2 separate regions of the Homo sapiens genome follow, and region 1 is linked to region 2. A link is a loop called in an ENCODE intact Hi-C map of the cell type or tissue named here. Cell type or tissue: heart right ventricle. All regions are shown on one strand. Links, peaks and the distances in the headings refer to the core of each region. The heading gives the core; the rest is flanking DNA.

Region 1 (9,366 bases), core at 1-8,000, 520 kb after region 2:
CCAGTACTCCTTCACAATGACACAAATTACATTTAAACCATATGGGGGATTTAAGGATTACTCCCTTCAGACAAGGAACTTTCATACTGGTCTTGGGTCCAATCAATTTCACAATGGCAGAGTTATGAACCCCTTCGCTCCCAGCCTTGCAAAGACTCCAGCTTCCATTTGCATCAGCAGTGATACCTTCCCAGTAGAGCATAGCAGAAACCGTAGACTTACCAATCCTTTATTCACTCTTTCTTTTCTATGTTTCTTTAAAAAATATTTAATGGACAGTTAATAATGGTGTCCCAGGCCCCATGTGAGGGCTGGCCTGAATGGGTTCACCTCTTCACACCAAGAATTCTTTCTTAGCTAATGTCCCAGGAGTGGGCATAAGGGATGAGCCTGATAACCCTATTTCCAGGCATAAGCACTAGAAAGAAAGGCAGAAATTTGGCTTAAAGCAGCAGGGTTAATCAGACACTCCAGCCCAAGGCCCTATGCTTGTGATGGCTGCAGGTGCCTGTTCCAGAGGGCTTGAAGTGTTTGTCCCCAAGAGTGGAAAACGGTTATTCATTTCTCCAGCCACCAGTAACTAAGCAGGTAGTAAATGCTCAGCCCCAGGCAAGGCACTACATTCTAACGGGAAGGGCACAGGTTCAGCAGCCAGATACAACTAGGGCTCAAATCTTTCACTGTAAAATGTATGAGAGGTACAATCTAGAGCAAGTTACTTAACTCATCTGAGCCTATAAAATGGGGATAGCTCTGAAGTTTGTTCAGAAAACTGAAAACAGGTCACATGTGAAAACACCCAGTACTGTGCCTGGTATAAGGTAGATTATCGGTCATTGTCAGCCCCCTTGTCCTTCTGAGCCTCAATTTCTTCATGAAATAATACCTCTCTCCCAAGGTTTTTGCGAAGATTGCCTCAGTTAATGTCTAGGAAAGCCTTTATGAACTGGAAAATGATGTAAAGATACAATTTTTTTTCTCACATTCTGAGTGGGGTTGGAGATAGAAACAAAGGTGGATGGGCCTCTGTTCTCAAAAAAGTTCACATCAGAAAGGAGCCATCATAGCGGGATGGCCTTGGTGCTATCCTGAAGGTGTGTTTACAGAGCTGCGGCTCTGAAGAGGTTGCAGTGACAGGGATGAGACTGGAGAAATAGTTGGGGCAAGTCTATGGAGCCTTGTGAACCGTGCTAAACTTTATTTTGAAAGTGCTGGGGAACTATGGAAATTTGTAAGCAAAAAGAATATAAACCAATATGTTTTTGGAAAGTTGACTGGCTGGCAGTGATGCCTTGAATGGCTTGGAGAAATAAGAGTGGAAAAAGATTAACCAAGGCTTGCAAAAAGGGTCCCATCCTTAGCTGGGGTGGCTTTGAGGGTCCCAGTCAATGTGATCTTGTCCAGCACTGTTCCTCTGCCAGCTTTCTACACACAACTTCAACTCTGAGTTCTTGGCCCAGTTTGAGCACTGCTTTTGTTTTTTTCCTCTCCTACTGTGAAGATACTCCTTGAACAACCTCTTTCCTCTGACCCTTTTTCCATACTGTGCTTTCTACTCATCTCCTCTCTTCTCTGAGAACTGTCCCCCAACTATTCCATGAGAGTGAAGGCCTGAGGCCAGGTGTCTACTCCAGGACCCTGACTCCAGGCCATGAGCAAATGGGGTAGACCCCTGACTAAAGCTGGACCACTCATGTTTTCTCTCCTTGGAATCTAGAATTGGGACTCAAAAGTGTACTAGCCAGATTAGGTTAGCCCTTGAACCAGAAAGACAGGTAAACTTATGAGCTGTGGGGCAAGAACAGTTGAGGCATGAGAATATCCACAGAACTGCTGCTGACAGCCTGACAATATGTGAGAGTCCGTGACAGCTATGCAGGATCCAACTCGGGATCATTCATACATCTCTAAGAGTTGTGGATCTGATGTACGGGAAGAATCAGAAAAGAATTCGAAATAGTATCAAGCAGAAAATAGGTTAGATGAATCTTCTCACGTAGGTAGGGCTTGCAGATTCATCAGACCTGAGAATCGGGAACAGGGGCTGGGAACACAAGCCACTGGAGAATCCCTTTTGGCGCTGGTATTCTGGACTCGGTGCCTCCACATCCAGACCCTTGGCCGAGCCACACCTCACCCAGCTGGTGTCACCCCAATTCAACTGGAAAGGTAACCCCTCATCACTTGAGGTGAGAGAATGGTTTTTTAAGTAGGCATTTTAAAACATACTCTCTTAAAATTAAGTGTACAGATGATGAAATATATCACATAGGATACAAATAATAAAATGAACATAGTATTAATATTTTTGGAGTAAGGGGGGGAAAACTAGGTATATTTGGCATTTGAAATACATTTAAGAAATGTGGGATATTAGTTTATCTAAAGATTAGCCTTGTGGTTCCAGTTTATAATTAAGTGCAGGTTGTGTTACTTATTTAGACAGGATTTTAAGTTTAAGGAGGTATGAGAAGAATTTTATGAGAAGAATTTTATCAAAATTATAAACATTAGTGGAACATTCCAGAAAACTTGGACTGTATTATATTTATAAGTTTAAGTCATCACATGCAGACAGTATACTATAGTACTTGAGGGAATGGCCTCTAAAGCCAAAGTGACAGGGTCTGAACCCTTATTCTACCAGTTACTAGTAATATGATCTTGGACAAGTTACTTAACCTCTTTGTGCTTCCATTTCCTCATCTGTCAAGATGGAGATAATGATAGCAGCTCTACTTTACTTGTTGTAGTCAAGTTTGAATGAAGCAATTTACAGATAGTTCTGAAACCAGGGTGGCTATAGTATGCCCTGTACAAGGATCTGCTGTTATTATTTGATTACATGAGAACAACTTGAATACTTGAAAAGTTTTCCTTATTAGACAAGGAATTTTAAAAGAAAACAAATATTTGACTTAAAAATTTGAAATATTCATAGGTGCTTGATTAAATGAGTTTGTAAAAAAAAAACCACACACACTGAGAAACCTAATTTCCATTGACAAATGGGTCAGCAGAGAGAGAGGAAAATGAAACAGATGTGCTGAGACAACCAGGAGACGCTGCCTGGGTTCCTCTTGTTTCAGGGTCTTTTTTTTTTTTTTTTTTTTTTTTTTTTTGTGGGGAGGCAGAGTCACTCTGTCTCCCAGGCTGGAGTGCAGTTGTGCAATCTCTGCAACCTCTGCCTTCCAGGTTCAAGCAATTCTCGTGCCTCAGCCTCCTGAGTTCTCGTGCCTCAGCCTCAATCCCACCTGAGCTGGGATTACAGGTGTGTGCCACCATGCCCTGCTAATTTTGGTAATTTTAATAGAGACAGGGTTTCACTGTGTTGGACAGGCTGGTCTCGAACTCCTCATCTCAAGCGATCTGCCCGCCTGGCCTCCCAAAATGTGTCTCAGGGTCTTGAAGTCCATCTGCCCCACCACTGCCTGTGGCTGCAGGAGACGCCCCTCTCTCTGTGTGCAGTCCTTGTGTGTCAGGCCTCATAGGGGCTCACTGAACCCTAATTGGGCTTCTGCTACTTATAGCTGCTTACATCTCTTTACAGGGCTGACCAGGGCTCCGTAGTACCTGGGTCCTGTTTGCCAGCTGTGAGCCAGGCCTCACCTGCTGTCCAGTACAGGCAAGAAAAGGAAGAGAGAACACTTCCTCCCCTTCTCCTTTGAGCTCCCTCAGTCCACAGCAAGGAGACAGGCCGAGTACCATTTTCTGACTAGGGGACCGTGGGCAAGGGATGTAGGCTCTTTGTGCCTCTATTTTCTCACCTTTGAAACAGGGATTGAAAGTGGTAGCTACTGCATAGATTTGTTGTATTAAGAGACAGGAGTTTACAAATGTAAAGAGCTTAGCACCAGCTGGTTCTAGTGCTTTGCAAGCCCTGCGTAAGTATTAGCCTTTAGCACTGCTCTGAATCTGAAAACAAGCAGGCGTGTTTCATACCCAACAATTGGGACGGGCCATTGGCTATGTGCATTTTAGTAGAGTTAGGAAATGTTCTCTAAAGAAAAGGAGAAATTACATTAAAATTGGAAGAAGGTACAAGGTCAGAAGAATTACAAGGGCCAGATGGCTTAGAGCTCTACAGAATCCCATGTTCACAGAGACTCCTGAAGTAGATTTTGAAAATAAAAACAAACATAACAGCTGCCTCTGCCTCAGAGAGTGTACAACCTTTAGCACGCGTCAGTTGGCTGTCCATCTGTTCACCCATCCATCTACCCAATATGTCCTATATAGACCGATGTGTTGTATTCATTTCACCAGGCACTGTACACCTCAGGAAGACTCAAGTTGCCAAGAAACTTTTGGTGCAGAAGGAGAGATAGATAAGCCAACAAATCATTTTAAAATGGAGTAAAAAGTACTCATCTGGGAGCCTACAAGAGAGCTATGAGCACTCACAGGGCAGACAAGAAGCCATGGAAGGCATTCTCCATCTGCATAATTGCCATTCTGAACCCATGTGGTTACGTCTGAAAACAATCTCCTCAATTTGAAGATGTGCAAGGCTTAGGAACCCCTTTTCATAAGTAAGGCACGTGTGAAGGAGTCTCCTGTTTTATCAGAAATGACCCATATTCAAACATTTTGACCTATAAAAACAGCCATTTATGTGGTTCATATAACATTTTTCTATGTCTTTTATTTCCTTTTTGGAGAATTCTCAAGACAATTTGAATTTCAATCCCTTAAGAATATTCACTTGGCGCTAACAGAAGAACTTTCCCCATTCTAACTTACCAGGAGCACAATTATTAAAATTCTTTGGTAAAAAGAGAACCAGTTAAGGAATCGCTTTATTTTCAAATCATTCATGGTCATATGTTGCCCTCTTGTGGTGGAAAATGGAAAAACAAGCAAGATTGCCAGCAGCCTCGTAAGGGGCAGTGCTTCACTCACCTCTGCCCAGAGCAGCCTTGCACAACTCTATGGGCTCCCTTCACCAAGATCACAAGGGAAATTGTGCCCCTTTAAGTTTTGTGGCAGGCAGTGGTTGGCCCTCCATCAAATAATTAAAATATGGTGGGACTCTGGGGCTTTTAAGAAGAGGAGAGAACTCCTGACCTCAAGTGATCCGCCTGGCCAACATGGTAAAACCCCGTCTCTACTAAAAATACAAAATTAGCCAGGCATGGTGGCAGGGCCTATAATCCCAGCTACTCAGGAGGCTGAGGCAGGAGAATCGCTGGAACCCGGGAGGCGGAGATTGCAGTGAGTCGAGATCGCGCCACTGCACTCCAGCCTGGGCAACAGAGTAAGGCTCTGTCTCAAAAAAAAAAAAAAAAAAAAAAAAAAAAAAGAAGAAGAAGAAGAGGAGAGAAATGGTGAGGTTATTTTCTGTCTGTCTCATTATTAAGATCATTTTCAATTATATGGTCTGGCCAAAATAGGATGTCCGGCTGTAAAGGACATGAAAGAAGGTGGCCACAAAGAGGGAACATCCTTTTCGATGGGGTCCTTGTAAGCCAGAGTTTCCATAAAATGCAGAGAGTGAAGCCTCCTTTAGAAGGTTCTGAAAGTAAATGAGGAAAGGTATGTGTGAAATGCTTCTCACAATGCCTGGCCATATAGTAGACACTCAATAAATGTTATCCAAACTACTAAAAACAGAAAGGGTATTGATAAGGACTGATCACATCCTTCTAACACATCCCCTGATCTCGAAAGCAGGTAAGCCTAGGTAGGAGGGCATAGATGCAATGGGTTTATCTGTGGATAAATACTGATTAAACATCTCCAATGGTCCAGGCACTGGAGGAATGGGACAGGTAGCAGAAGGAGGATTTAAAGAATCAAGTACAGTCCCTGCTGTAACCACTGGGCTCTGGAGTCAAACAGGCCTGAGCCTGAATCCTTGCTTTGCTCGAACCTTCTAGTGGTATATGGCCTTTCTGGCCTCAGTTTCTTTATTTGTAAAATAGTAAGGACAATGATGCCTGCTCAAAGGTAGTAGAAGATAAATTCAGTAGGCCACAATGTGCTGGGTCATGTTTCAAATGCATTACAAGCATTAACTTATTTAATCTTCACAACAACTGTATAGGGGCTTATTATTCTCAGCCCTTATCCTAGGGATAAGGAAAATGGGGGATACAGAGATTATGTCATCTGTCCGAGGTCAGGTAGATTGTGGAGATGGGCTTTGATTTAGTGAACTGTCTGTATATCATTCATTTTACATATAGATTTGATTCAGCCAACCCAAGTTAGAAGGCTTGCTCTAAGAAGACACCAGGTCATACGCAGTCTGTCTCCAGAGCCCAGACATGTAACTATCATGCTACCTTGCCTTGTAATGTAATATGCAGCCAGGTGAACAGCAAAGACTCAATAAACAAGAGCTTTTAAAGCATGTGGGTAAATGTGGGCATCTGTGGGAATTCCTTAGATGGGCAGTGGCTCATGGGGGCAGCAGCAAGGCATTCTCTCTTGGCCTCAATCAAGGCTTCAGTGAGAGCAAGGCTTTAGGGATATAAAAAGTTGGACTTTCCTTAAAAAGTTTAGGAACCCCTAGACTGTAGCGCTACATAACTATTAAAAAGGGTCTTGAGGAATAGAGCACAGTGGAAATCCAGGTTCAAATTCCAACTCTTGATACTTTTTAGTATCTTGGAGATCTTGGGCGAATCACTTAGCTTCTATTTCTGCATCTGTAAAACAGAAGTCTAAATACCAATCAATTAAGAGTTGTTGAAAAGACTATATGAGATCATGTAAAGTGCTCAGCACAGTGAATATCATTACATGTAGGTTTTCATGCAGGCTTAATAACAACTCAGTGGTGTAGGTATTCTCACTATTCCCATTTTACTGATAAGGAAACTGAGGATTAAAGAAGTTACACGAGTTGCTCCAGGACTCACAATAAATTGGAAAGGCAGGCTTCAACACCAGTTTTAAAGCCAAAGCTCACGTTTCTCATCATTGGGCTATGTATGGCTCCTTTGGATGATCAAATTTGTTTAAACTTGAAGAAAATTAAGAGGAAATAGATCCCAAGTGACTCCCAAAGGGCTACTGCCCAAGTGCAAAGTATATGTGCTTTGGTGTCTGTACAAAACCCACCTGCATTTGGTGGACAGAGTATAGATGTCATGGTTGAATGGTGCACTACTCCCGCCCCCTCCAAAAAAAAAAAAAAAAAAAGATACATTGAAGTCTTAACCCAGGAACCTGGGGATGTGACCTTATTTGGAAATAGGGTCTTTGCAGATGTAATCAAGTTACAATGAGAGCATACTGGATTAGGGTGGCCCTAAATTCAATGACAGGATTTAGGAGAGGGAAATTTGGAGACAGAGACAGAAGAGATACATAGGGAAGAATGCCACGTGAAGACAGAGGTAGAGATTGAAGTTACACTGCACCAGGGATTGCTAGCCACCACCAGAAGCTAGGAAGAGGCAAGGAAAGAGTCTCCCCTAGAGCCTTCAGAGGGAGCATGGTCCTGCTGTCACCTCGATTTCAGACTTCTAAGCTGCCAGAAGTGCAAGAGAATAAATATCCATTGTTTTAAGCCACACAGTTTGTTACAGCAGATAGCAGCCCTAGGAAACTGCTAAGTGCTTAAAAAAAAAAAAAAAAAAAAAAGATAAGCCAACTCCTTTTGCAGCAGAGTGGCTGGTCTGAGTGACAGGCAGTCTGGGTAGACTATTCCTCTACCCTGCCCCCCAACCCCCTACACCTTTTCTTTGCCTCAGAGTGTTTGGTTTCTAGCATTAAGTAACCCTGCATGGGCCATGCTCCATATACACAAACAAGCTTCCTCCTTTGCTCTGTGGTATGGAGAGACTGCATCTCACTCATTTTTAACCTCAGTACCTGGAATGGGGTTGGGCACATACAGATAGTCAATAAATGTGTGAGTGACTAAAATATTTAAGTGAGAGCATCAAACGACCCCTGTAATTAGTGTTTCTGAGCAAGGAGGCGAGTTTTCAGGCAGGAGTCAGGAGTGGTTTCCCTTCCTGAGACCAACCTCAAATAGAAAATTACTCCCCTAATCACAGACAACTTCCCAAAGCACAAGGTGTCTACAACAGAGGGCACTCTGCCTGGAACTGGCATTCCAAGTAGTTGCAATAGCACAAAGTCTTGTGCAACAATTACGAACAGAACTAGAAACTGCAATAGTGAAGGAAGTAGAGCCAGTTAGTCTGCATGGTTGAGGCTGAAAGCTTATAATTGCTTCCCAGGATAACTGCAGGCAGAGTGATGAAGGAGGGGTCTTCATGGCGCTACTCAACATGAGGTAGAAAAGTGGTGAGAGTAAGAGAGAAAAAGAGATGAATGCAAGCGAGAAAAAGAGGGTCCCAGCTGACCTAGCATCCCAGCCCCTTTCCTAATATTAGAGCAGTAGGATACAACACAACCACACTGTATGTCAAAATTTTTTTTGCGTCTATAAATGTATAATTTAACTTAGTGAACTATATATCAATCATTCTACGTATGGGTTCAGGCCAGTTGACCCAAGTTAGAAGGCCTGTCCCAGTGAAGACAGTAGGTCACATGCAGATGGTGTCACGTGTCACGTAACCTGCTGGTTAAAGAAAGAGAGTCAGAGCAAACTGATAGAGCCTTTTTTTTTTTGAGACAGAGTTTCGCTCTTGTTCCCCAGGCTGGAGTGCAATGGTGTGATCTCGGCTCACTGCAACCTCTGCCTCCCAGGTTCAAACGATTCTCCTGCCTCAGCCTCCCAAGTAGCTGGGATTACAGGCACGCGCCACCATGCCCGGCTAATTTTTGTATTTTTAGTAGAGATGGGGCTTCACCATGTTGGCCAGGCTGGTCTCGAACTTCTGACCTAAAGTGATCCACCCACCTTGGCTTCCCAAAGTGCTAGGATTACAGGCCAGGCGTGAGCCACCACGTCCAGCTCCTGATAGCCTTAATATGTTACTGGGCAAATACTTCAACCCAATCCTCCTTACAAATAGCATTTTCTGAGAAGGAGTCTCGCTCTGTTGCCAGGTTGGAGTGCAGTGGTGCAATCTCGGCTCACTGCAACCTCCACCTCCCCTGGTTCAAGCGATTCTCCTGCCTCAGCCTCCCGAATAGCTGGGACTACAGGCATGTGCCACCACACCCAGCTAATTTTTGTATTTTTAGTAAAGACAGGGTTTCACCATGTTGCCCAGGATGGTCTTGATCTCTTGACCTTGTGATCTGCCTGCCTTGGCCTCCCAAAGTGCTGGGATTACAGGTGAGAGCCACTGCGCCCGGCCTACAGATAGCTTTTTAGGTTTTTGATCCTGTCTCCAAAATCCTCCCTTCCCTCAGGGCCATAAGAGAATTCCCAGGCTGGGCCTTAGGATAATTCCCAGACTGGGTCTTATGTTGGCCTGTGTATAAAAGAAAGCC
Region 2 (11,130 bases), core at 1,544-9,543:
CTTTAAAGATGATTGAATACATTAGGGGCAATGACTTCTATTTACCGCACGCTGGGATGTCACACAGATCAGACTTAAAGTTTTCATCCAAGGTGAAGCACCAGGGAGCTTCCTTTTGATTCCCTGGGTTGCGGCAGTAGGAATGGCCTCCATTCAGCTCTGGGAAACGAAGGGCGGTGAAAGTGTGTGTGTGGGGATACTGGGAATTCCATGGCTGGCACTGGCGCCCTGATTTGGTCACACTGACGGTCCCCCGGTAGTCCACACCTGTGCTGTTATAACACTTGTGATCTGAAAAACACACAAAAACCCAAACAATTAGAAAGAAACATAGGAGATGCTGGAGCTCTCCTCTAGCCAGCAGTTTCTGGAGGGGAGGGCAGGTAATTAACCTCGTGGCCACAGCTTCCCTGCTGGTCAGGGGCCATGCAGGACAGTCTCCCTGCTTTGCTGGGCTTGGACCCAGGGCCTGCCTTGCAGTTACATTCCTGGGAGGATTTAAAGCTTTTGCTTCAGGAATAAAATCAGTCTTCCAAAAGTATTTCTAACATTGAACACAGAAGAAATCGGAACTGGGGTGGGACCTGGGGGCACAGAAGTAATTTCCTAGTGAATGGTTCAAGGAAGGTTCAAGCCAAACTTTTCCTTCCATTCTGACTGACAGCCTTAGACATGAAATCATGTAATAAGGAATCTAGTTGGTATTGTAATTCACAGAACATGCTTATCAGAGGCTGTGCATTCTGGGTTTCTAACAAAAGTGGGGGCTATCTCTGTGCTGATGGGGTCGGCACCCTTGAGAAGCAGATCCCATTAAGAAGACCTCGCACGTGGCCAGAGGGGCTTAAAAGCACTGCAGAATCTACACAGTCGAACTGAACTGGAGTTTGGAGGAGTAATGACAATAATAATAATGTTGCTACTGAGCCCTTACCATGTGTTAAGCATTTTAGATGCACTCATTTACTTAACTCACAAAATAGTATTAACGATCAAAAGGAAACTGAAAAATTGCCGGTGAGATTAATTCTAGATGAAAGGGAAATGTACACTGAAATAGTCTTTTGCGTGGTGCTGCTGATGGGGTAGGGGATGGAGGCAAACCCATCTATATCTTTAAAATGGCGGTATGATATGGTTTGGGTCTGTGTCCCCACCAAATCTCATGTTGAATTGCAATCCCCAGGGTTGGAGGTGGGGCCTGGTGGGAGGTGACTGGATCACGGAAGCAGGGTTCTTGTGAATGGTTTAGCACAAACCCCCCGTGGTACTGTCCTTGGGATAGTAAGTTCTCATTCTCATGGCCGTTTAAAAGCATGTGGCACTTCCCCACTCACTCTCTTGCTCCTGCCATGTAAGAAGCTTGCTCTCCGTTCACCTTCTGCAGAAGCTGCTATACTCCCTGTACAGCCTGCAGAACCACACGTGAGCCAATTGAACTTCCTTTTTTTATCAATTACCCTGTCTCAGGTATTTCTTTATAGCAATGTGAGAATGTACTGATACATGCTATAATACACTTACCATTACATGTACCATTAGTGCATTTATTTAGTTCTTTCACAATATTGTACAACCTTCACCACTATAGGTTCTAGAACACTTATATTACCCTAAGAGGAAACCCCATATCTATTAAACAATCACTCTCCACTACCCCTAGCCTGGCCCCTGGTAACCGCTAATCTGAATTCTGTCTATATGGATTTATCTATTCTGGAAATTTCATATAAATGGATCATACAATGGTGTCTGGCTTCTTTTACTTAGTATAATGTTTTCCAGGTTCATCCAGGTTTGTAGCACGTATCTGTATTTCATTCCTTTTTATGGATAAATAATGTTTCACTGTCTGGATATACCACAATTTGTTTAACCGCTCCTCTACTGATGGCATTTGGGTCATTTCCACCTTTTGGCTATTGTAAATAGTGTTGTTATAAACATTCTCATATGAGTTTTTGTTTGAACATCTGTTTTCAGTTCTTTTGATTACATACTCAGGAGTAGAATTGCTAGGTCATATAGTAATTCTATGTTTAAGTTATTGAGAAACCAGCTCCAATATTTTAAAATTATTGTCTTCATGAAGCTTCTTGAAGATAACTATGTCTAATCCACCACTGAATGCTCAGGCACAGTACTCAGCCCATTGGAAAATAATTTGATTAACAGTATGAAAATCACTATGGGTCAAGGTCCAGTTTTCCCTGTGCCAACAGGTTGCTGACCCTTAGAAGAGCACAGAAGGTCAGGGGCTACCACTTACTTTTATTTATAGGATCTGCCATGGGAATTCCAATCCGGATACAGTTCGCAGCTTCTGGGCTCTCTGGCTGGGGGAGATCTTCACAGTTTGGCAGTTTCAGCCTCATCAGAATCATGGGATTTGATCTTGCAAAAATGTACTCTGTTTGACACAGGACATTCTCCAGGATTTCACATTCATCGCGACACAAGTCACGGGGCTTTGGGACGGATGAAGTTTCATCGCAGTACGGGAAGGCATAGTGGCACAGGGAAGGAATGGCGAACTGAGAACACTTATCAGATAAGTGACTGGAAGTGCCAATCATAGTGAAGGCAGCTGGAAAACAAACACAATTATTAACTCCCAGAGGCCAGGGTTTATCTTCTTTGGTTATCTAGTCAACGGATATCAGATATAAACACACATTGCAAGGAATCCGCCGTGCTGAAACAGACAAGGCCCAGAGAAGGAGATTCATTTCAGATGTCTAAGCAGCTTACTTTCACTGGCTTGAAAAAAACCATTTTGACTACAAAGTTAATAAAACAGGATTAAATTACATATGTACCATTTCCTAATAAAAAAATTAATTAAGTTAAAGTACAATATATTTTTCATTTTTTACTACAAAGCAATCGAACTTTGTGTTTCATCTGGTGCTTTTTATTAGTTTTGTGAGGCTTCTAAAACATTTGACAGCTGTAGGGACAGAACTTGTTTCCGCAGTGGCTGAGCCTGAGCACAGGATCCAGTTCTGTGTCTTGCTGGACGGCAAGAGTTGCTGGATGACTTAGGGTAACTTGCTTAATTTCTTTGTGGCTGGAATACTTTCTACTCCATCTTCTGAAAATGAGGCAACTCACTTGGAAGTTCTCAAAGAGCACAGTACAATTGTTCCAATGTGTATCATCGAATATTAGTGGTTCCTTAGCTTAATCTCTTACTAGTAGGGTAAGATGCACAAAAAGCGCACCAGCCTACCTTTGAATACCGCTATTGACAAGGAGCTTACACCTCACAAGGAAACCTAGGAGGTTGCTGATACATTATTTCCCCAAGTATGTTGCTCAGAACATTAATCATGTGAAATAGAATAGTGCTTGAGAAACAAGCCAACAAGTTTGGGAAACGCTGGGATAAACAAAGGTAAATGAATTTAAAAAAAAACTTTCCACCAGGCTGATACCCATTAGAAATCTCCAAGAGAGGATTTTTATAAATAGGTTACCAATTATTTACATCAAAACTTCCACTTTTTTTTTTTTTTTTTTTTTTTTTTTGAGACAGTCTCACTCTGTCGCCCAGGCTGGAGTGCAGGGTTACGCTCTCAGCTCAGTGCAACTTCTGCCTTCCAGTTTCAAGGGATTCTCATGCCTCAGCCTCCCACATAGCTGGGACTACAGGCATGTGCCACCACACCCAGCTGATATTTGTATTGTTTTTTAGTAGAGATGTGGTTTTGCTATGTAGGCCGGGCTGGTCTCGAACTCCTGGCCTCAAGTGATCTGCCCACCTCAGCTTCCCAAAGTGCTGGGATTACAGGAGTGAGCCACTGTGCCTGGCCCAAAATGTCTACTTGCTTTTGTGGATATTCAGTTAAAAGTACATTAAGGCATTCTTACATTAGGTTGAAATGGGTGTTTAACAGCTCCTCCCTGTCAGTCTTACTGCTCTTTGAAATTTCAGAATTCTCTTCCTGTTGAAATGAGGGCTTCAGAAAATGGCAACTACCTATTCCTACAGTTGCTTCTTTTGGTTGGTTAAAAAGTCCTCCAGGAGGCTGATGCAGGAGAATGGCATGAACCTAGGAAGCAGAGCTTGCAGTGAGCCGAGATCGCGCCACTGCATTCCAGCCTGGGTGACAGAGCGAGACTCCATCTCAAAAAAAAAAAAAAAAAGTCCTCCTCCCTCTTCCCCCCAGCCTCCTCTCAGTTCCTTCACATTCCTCATAGCACATAGCTTCCACATAGCTTCTGGGCCTTTTGCTGTTCTATGTTTCTGCCTTGGGTTTGTTCTTACCTCTCCTAGACCCTAGGGTTGCCAGATAAAGAAAAAGACAACGGTTACATTTTAATTTCAGATAAATATTTATGACATACTTATACTAAAAAATTATTCGTTGTTTATCTGAAATTCAAATGTTACTGGGTATCCTGAATTTTTATTTGCTAGATATGGCAACCTCATTAGAATGTCATGAAGACAATGTGAATGGATTGCAAAGGATACGTGACACAGAGGCATCATAACTACACTAATGGAAGGGGACAAAGCTGCTGTAACCACCAGAACGATGCGTGCAAAATCCTATGAGGCAGCCTATGCTACTTTAACTCATGTGTGCTAGTAAGTGCTTCGCTATTAGATTTCTATCAAAAGGATACTTTCAATTAAGAAAAATGAAGAGTGAAATATTGAAAGCTAGAGCAAGAAGAGACCAATGGTCATCTTGCTTCATCACTCATTTCACAGATGAAGAAGGGGACTTTTTGGGAAAGTAAGCGATTTCCCCAAAGTTCACTGTCATAATAGTTCTGGGATGAGTGTCCAGAACTCTAAACTCTAAATTCATCCCCTCTCAGTCGACATCATGTTGCTTCTAAACAGTAAGCTCTGTGAGGGCAGAGACGTACCTGGCTTATTTACACACCATCACCTCTCCCATTCAGATTCAGTTCCTGGTACGGTGAAAGCACTTAATAATATTTATTGAGTGTTTGAATGAATGTGAGATTTCACAAAGCTTCCTTTTCCTCTAAGAGCAACCTTCAATAAATTACTTTAATGTAAATTCCAGAGCACAGAGATCATGTCTCATGCTTTTTTATGGTCCTGCTCCCAACCTCCATGCTGAGCTTAATCCTTTGTCAAGAGAGGAGCTCAATAAAACTTTTGGCGAGAAAAATAGTTATTCAAGGGACAAATATAATTTCATTGGTGCTACCTACCTGTGATCTGATTTTCTATTTCCCCTTGCATGTGCAAAGACTCCATATAGACGGTGCGGTTGCCAATAAATCTTGCACATGCAATCCCTCTGTATGGCTGACAGAATCCATCTTCTTCATACTCATCTCTGAAAGAAAGCATAGACAGACATTAGCTGATGCACCACATACATACAGGGCACAGCAAGCTCTGACTGCGCGATACCCTAAATAGTCACTAGGGGGCACAGTTGGGCACAATATACAAAAGACTGGGCTAAGGAATTGGGCTTTTGCTCAGTTCTTAAAACATCTGTTGGTCACATTGGTCAAGTTTCCTACACCCCCAGAAAGTCATCCTGAAGCACAAAATCATCCTTAAATATGGGAGAAAATGCTTTTATTTTCGCAGCTGGTGGTGGGCTGGAAGATGATGTAGTTATAGGAGTAAAGAGGAAATGAGTTGGAAATCTGGGCACATGTTCTACAGTTTTTTGTTTTTTAAGCACAGATTATTTCTGCTTCATTTGCTACAAAGGCGTGGGCGAACAGATCCACTCCAACTGACACGTCAATTAGGGGGATCCATGGGGTGAGAAGCTGGGTGCAGCTGGAAAGAAACCCGAGGGTAGCCCAGTTAGGTGACTCTTCACTGCTGAACCTCCATTATCTCTACCCTGCCCAAAGAGGACCAGGGCAAACCATAGTCTGGAGAGTTTGAATTGAGTCACTAAATCCAAGGAAATCTAGAGAAAATGTCCATGGAAAGTTTGCTTTCATGCTTCTCTACAATTTAAAAAAATAGTCTTATTAAAATTTTGCGGCCTCAAAATTATAAGACTTTTTTTATAAGGAGGGGTAATAGATTTCATCTTGAAGACAGAGGGACACCAGAAATGACATGATTCATGTGCCAGGTAAAAGGACTGGAGATCTAAGGCTGGAGATGAAGACCCAAGATGGCAGGCTCAACCTGAAAGGGCAGAGGCTACCATCTCCCACGAGGGCCTACGATGAGCACAAGATCCCTCGAGTGCAGAACATCCAGCTGTTTCTCAAAGGCAGACCATAGCCAAACCAAAGTCTGCCTGCCACGTGTATAAGTTGACTTCAACCCTGGATGCTCCTCCTCAATATATCATCTCAAAAAAAAAAAAAAAAATACACCGTTTTTCCCCTTTGGTTTCTTCTAAGTAAAAATCCCTCAGAGCAAAGTCAGGAGAACAAAATTCTCTTCCTGAGTTTAACATTTGGGCATCCTTAGGCAAGCTGTCTGAGCCCTCTGAGCCACAATTTTCTCATCTACAAGTTGGACACAGTAACTGACTTCTCTGCCCTACATGGGAAAGTCATTATGATCCCATCAGATAATGTAAAAGCTTTTTTAAATTGTAGAGATAATATATGGCTATTCTTAAAGTATTTACAATGACCAAAGGGACATTTATTTAAAAGACAGTTATTTACTAAGCTCCCACATCGTAAGAGGCACTGCGGTTAGTGCTGTGGTGCTCACTTCCCAGCTTGAAGGTCTAGCGTAGGAGTCTAGAAAGTCAAAGTATAGGAGCAAACCAAGTGGAAAAATCACCTGATAGGACACTAATTTTCTGCTTCTCTCTACTCCCATTCATTAAAAGAATCATTTTAAAGGTGAAAGTGGGGGAAGTATCTTCAGTTTAGTACTGAAAATAGTTTGTGTTGCAAAGCTCTTAAAAACTTAACCTTTAAATACACATACAAATGAATATATCATATACCTGACATAAAGACATTGAAATTTTACTGTTGCACAATCCTGCAAGCACTCCACATGTTTACTTTCATAAATCCTAGAGTAATGCTGAAGCCTTTTTGGCTTAAATTTTACTTGGGTTGTAAAATTAACCCAACTTTTATTGGGTAACTAATACCATAAACCTATGGGGAGAAAGAAGGTTCTTGATGACCCACACTTGGATCTTGGAAACCTAAGTACAGAGACCAGAATACACCCCCATGCCACCCCCCTGCTATTACAGATGATGCTTTTCTATCCCTAGGCATTAGCAGAGCCCTGGATTTTTAAGGTGTCATTATGAGAACACTTCTTTCTCCCCCACATTAAACTCTCAAGGCTTCAATTTATATCTCTTGGGAGGACAAAACCCTGGAATTACCCCCAGATATAAATCCCCAACCTACTGGGAGTTCCCATATTTTATGTGTGAGGCTTAGGCTAAACTTCTTACCACCTTTCCAGTTCAAGACTCTTAAAAAGACTCTTTGAATACTTTTTTTCAGAATAAAATGGAATGCAATTCCTTGGCTGCACATTTCTTATCAAAGGCTTAGAACTGCAGGTGTATTAAATTTTTGACTATTCCCAGAATTCCTACTATCCTGTTCAGTCTCCTGGGAGACAGATTTTTTAAAAAAGAACACAAAAAAACCCCAAAACCAGTATGTACTGTTATCTGCTGGGGAGTGGTTCTGTCTTGGCTCCTTATGAGAATCGCCTTGGCAGCACACTGGGAGGCCGAGACGGGTGGATCATCTGAGGTCAGGAGTTCAAGACCAGCCTAGTCAACATGGTGAAACCCCATCTCTACTAAAAATACAAAAATTAGTTGGGTGTGGTGGCAGGTGCCTGTAATCCCAGCTAGTCAGGGGGCTGAGGTAGGAGAATCACTTGAACCCAGGAGGTGGAGGTTGCAGTGAGCCAAGATCATGCCACTTCACTCCAGCCTGGGTGACAGAGTGAGACTCCATCTCAAAAAAAAAAAAAAAAAAGAATGAAAGAATCTCCTTGAGAAGCTTTAGGAAATACGAATGCCCAGGCCCCACCTTAGACCTATTAAATCATAGTCTCTGGGGATGAGGCTTAGGTATCTATGCTTAAAGAAACCTATCAGGTGATTTGAATGTGGTTGAGAACCACAACACTGAAAAAAACCAAACATGTATTAAGTGTCTGCTGCTCTGGGCTGGGTACTGTGTTAGGTGCTTTCTTCAAAGCAGCCCCTGATGAGCTATTATCCTTATTTTACGAGAGAGAAACTCAAATTCAGAGAAGTTAAGTAACTTGCTCAAATTCACAAAGTCAGTCTGTGGTGGAGCTAGGATTTAAACTGAAACTCAAGATGAGGCCACTATCCCATGTTGTTAGATCTGTAACTATGTTCTGCGTTTCAATACTACTCTTAGTTAAATCAGCCTACTCGAGAAAGAGACCTTATAACGAGTCTTGATTCTGTATCAGATACTGCTAAGTTTTATATACTTACAAAACAGATACTAAGTCATTTTATCCCAACAACAATCTTATAAAAAAAGGTAAAGATGTAATTATTCCTGTTCTACAGATGAGAAAAGTGAGACTCAGAAAGCATAGAGAACTTATCCAAAGTTACGCAGCAAGTAGAAGAGCTAGATTTGCTCTAAATAGTGTTTCTAACCACACTCTATAACTTCTTTCCAAGTGGCTTGGCAATGGAGTTTTTGCACTGCTTAGAGGGGCTTTCTGCTGTGGAGAAGCTTTGGTGCATTCTGGGTGGTAAAAGGTTTTCTTTTAAACATAAAGTCAAAAACACATTTCTTTCTTTTCCATTTTTCCCCACTGGCTTTGGCTGGAGGGGAACAAATGCTCCTCCAGCATTAATCAGCTTTATGCTTTTTTCCAGCTCACACTTCTTTCATCATTGATGTCTTCCTGCCTTACTCCATGCTCAGCAAATTAAAAACATGAAGCAAGTGGCAAGGTAGCAAAAGTGCAAGGGCACTTGCAGTGAGCGTGCCCAAGGCTGCATTCAATGGAGAAGAAAAGTGCATTGTGAAAGGGCAAATGGAATTTGGCCATTCATCACAGTGGCTGGCACCAGCGTGCGCCGCTGCCTCACCATGATGTCAAGGTGCAGGGGTGCTTTGTGATGGGAGCTCATGTTTCTCATAAAGGTAATTGAGTTACCATGTTGCCAGCCTCTACAACCTGCCATATTCTCTGCCATGGGATTGGGAAACGCAAATGTGGTCTGTAATCCACCTCCAGGGTCTCCTCCTTCTCCAGGGCAAGGAGCTTATGAAGGATATTTGAAGAGTGCTAAGAGGGATCGTGGAACAGTGCGGCAGCAAAAGGAGTGCCCATCTAGGAACCACTGCAGAGCAAGGAAAGGAAATGCTGTTCTGCAGAGACTTCATAATCTAGTTCTTGCCAGTTTTTCCAGCTTCCTTCCCTGCCAGACAAGCCTACAAGCCTGATGGTATTAGTCATGTGGATGATCTTGCTAGTCTCAAACCACAGGATGCACTTCGATGCGGACATGGCTTGACCCATGCTCATCCTTAGGGCTGGCATGCCCTCCACCCCCTCGTTCTCCTTGTGAATGTTCTCATCTTTCAGACCCAAATGCCCCTACCTTCCCTGGAAAGTTAGTCACTCACTAACCCCACCCATTCCCAGTACTTTCATCAAACCATTCCACAGATTTCCAGTTTCATATACTATTTTATCTGTTTAGCGCCCACCTTACCACTGACAGGCCAATAGAACTAGAAGAGATGAGGAGACTATCCCAGGGTAGCCCACCAAAGTGGACCCTTCTCCATACCAGGAGTATCCTCTAATTGGAAGCGATTTTCTTCCTCATCAGAATATACAGGGCATGGGCAGACATAGCTGAACCGATCGGTACTGACAAATTTGGTCCTAAAATATTCTTTTTGGGGATAATTTCAGTTAAAATGCCTATCTCTCTCTCTTTTTTTTTTTTTTTTTTTTTTTTGAGATGGAGTCTCGCTCCCATTGCGCAGGCTGGAGTGCAGTGGCGCGATCTCAGCTCACTGAAACCTCCACCTCCTGGGTTCAAGCGATTCTCCTTCCTCAGCCTCCTGAGTAGCTGGGATTAGAGGCGTGTGCTACCATGCCTGGCTAATTTTTGTATTTTTAGTAGAGACAGGGTTTCACCATGTTGGCCAGGCTGGTCTTGAACTCCTGACCTCAGATGATCCACCTGCCTTGGCTTCCCAAAGTGCTAGGATTACAGGTGTGAGCCACCACGCCGGGTCTCCTACCTCTTCTTAATGAGAAGAGAATGGATGCAGAGGGACTTTCCTGACTGTAAAATCTCACTTAAACCAAAGAATTGAAAACAGGTACTCAAACACACACTTGTACACAAATGTGCAGAGCAGCACTATTCACAATAGTCCAAAGGTGGGAACAACTCAGGTGTTCATCAACAGATGAATGGATAGACAAAAGGTGGTAGATACATACAATAGACTATATTATTCAGCCATGAAAAATGAATGAGGTACTGAAACAGGTTACGATGTGGGAGAGCCTCAAAAACATGCTAAGTGAAATAAGCTGAACAAAAAGGGCACATATTGTATGATCCCATTTATATGAAATATTTAAAATAGGTAAGTCTTTAGAGAAAAGCAGATCGGTGGTTGCTAGGGGCTGGGGACAGGGAGGAATAAGAAGTAACTGCTTAGCGGGCAAGGAATTTTATTTTGGGATGATGAAAATGTTTTGGAAGTAGACAGATGTGGCGGTTATACAACATTATGAATATACTAACTACTATTGACTTATTCATTTTAATATGGTTAATTCTGGCTGGGTGCAGTGGCTCATGCCTATAATCCCCGCACTTTAGGAGATCAAGGTTGGGAGGATTGCTTGAGGCCTGGAGTTCAAGACCAGCCCGGACAACATAGTGAGACTCTGTGTCTACAAAATTAAAAATGAAAAAATTAGCAGGGCATGGTGGCACACACATGTAGTCCTATCTATTCAGGGGGCTGAGGCAGGAGGATTGCTTGAGTCCAGGAGTTTGAGGCTGTAGTTAGCCATGATCACATCACTGCACTCCAGCCTGGGTGACAGAGCAAGACCATCTCTTTAAAACATAACGATAACAAAATAAATAATAAAATAAAATGGTGAACTCTATGTTATGTGAATTCCAC

What was found. Peaks named below come from ENCODE experiments on the same cell type or tissue, not always from the same donor. Only the 100,000 strongest peaks of a DNase experiment are listed, where the experiment ranks them.
Region 1: it touches region 2 in a loop (10-fold over the local background); 68 of 110 quality-filtered maps call a loop at or near these places.

What each region holds. Positions count from the first base shown.
Region 1 is chr1:63,611,487-63,620,852 of GRCh38, reverse strand. The region is part of intron 1 of PGM1 (phosphoglucomutase 1); the gene reads right to left. Among named protein-coding and RNA genes, the nearest start is that of PGM1, 23 kb to the right of the region's middle. In heart right ventricle, for the core only: CTCF peaks have their summits at 4,630 and 4,844 (motif pointing left); a DNase peak (open chromatin) is centred at 4,892.
Region 2 is chr1:64,131,566-64,142,695 of GRCh38, reverse strand. ROR1 (receptor tyrosine kinase like orphan receptor 1) reads right to left here. Exons shown (of 9, transcript NM_005012.4): 5 at 5,200-5,327; 6 at 2,270-2,587; 7 at 46-291. Among named protein-coding and RNA genes, the nearest start is that of ROR1-AS1, 25 kb to the right of the region's middle. In heart right ventricle, for the core only: CTCF peaks have their summits at 5,215 and 5,414 (motif pointing right); DNase peaks (open chromatin) are centred at 5,415 and 6,205; H3K27ac peaks cover 708 bases.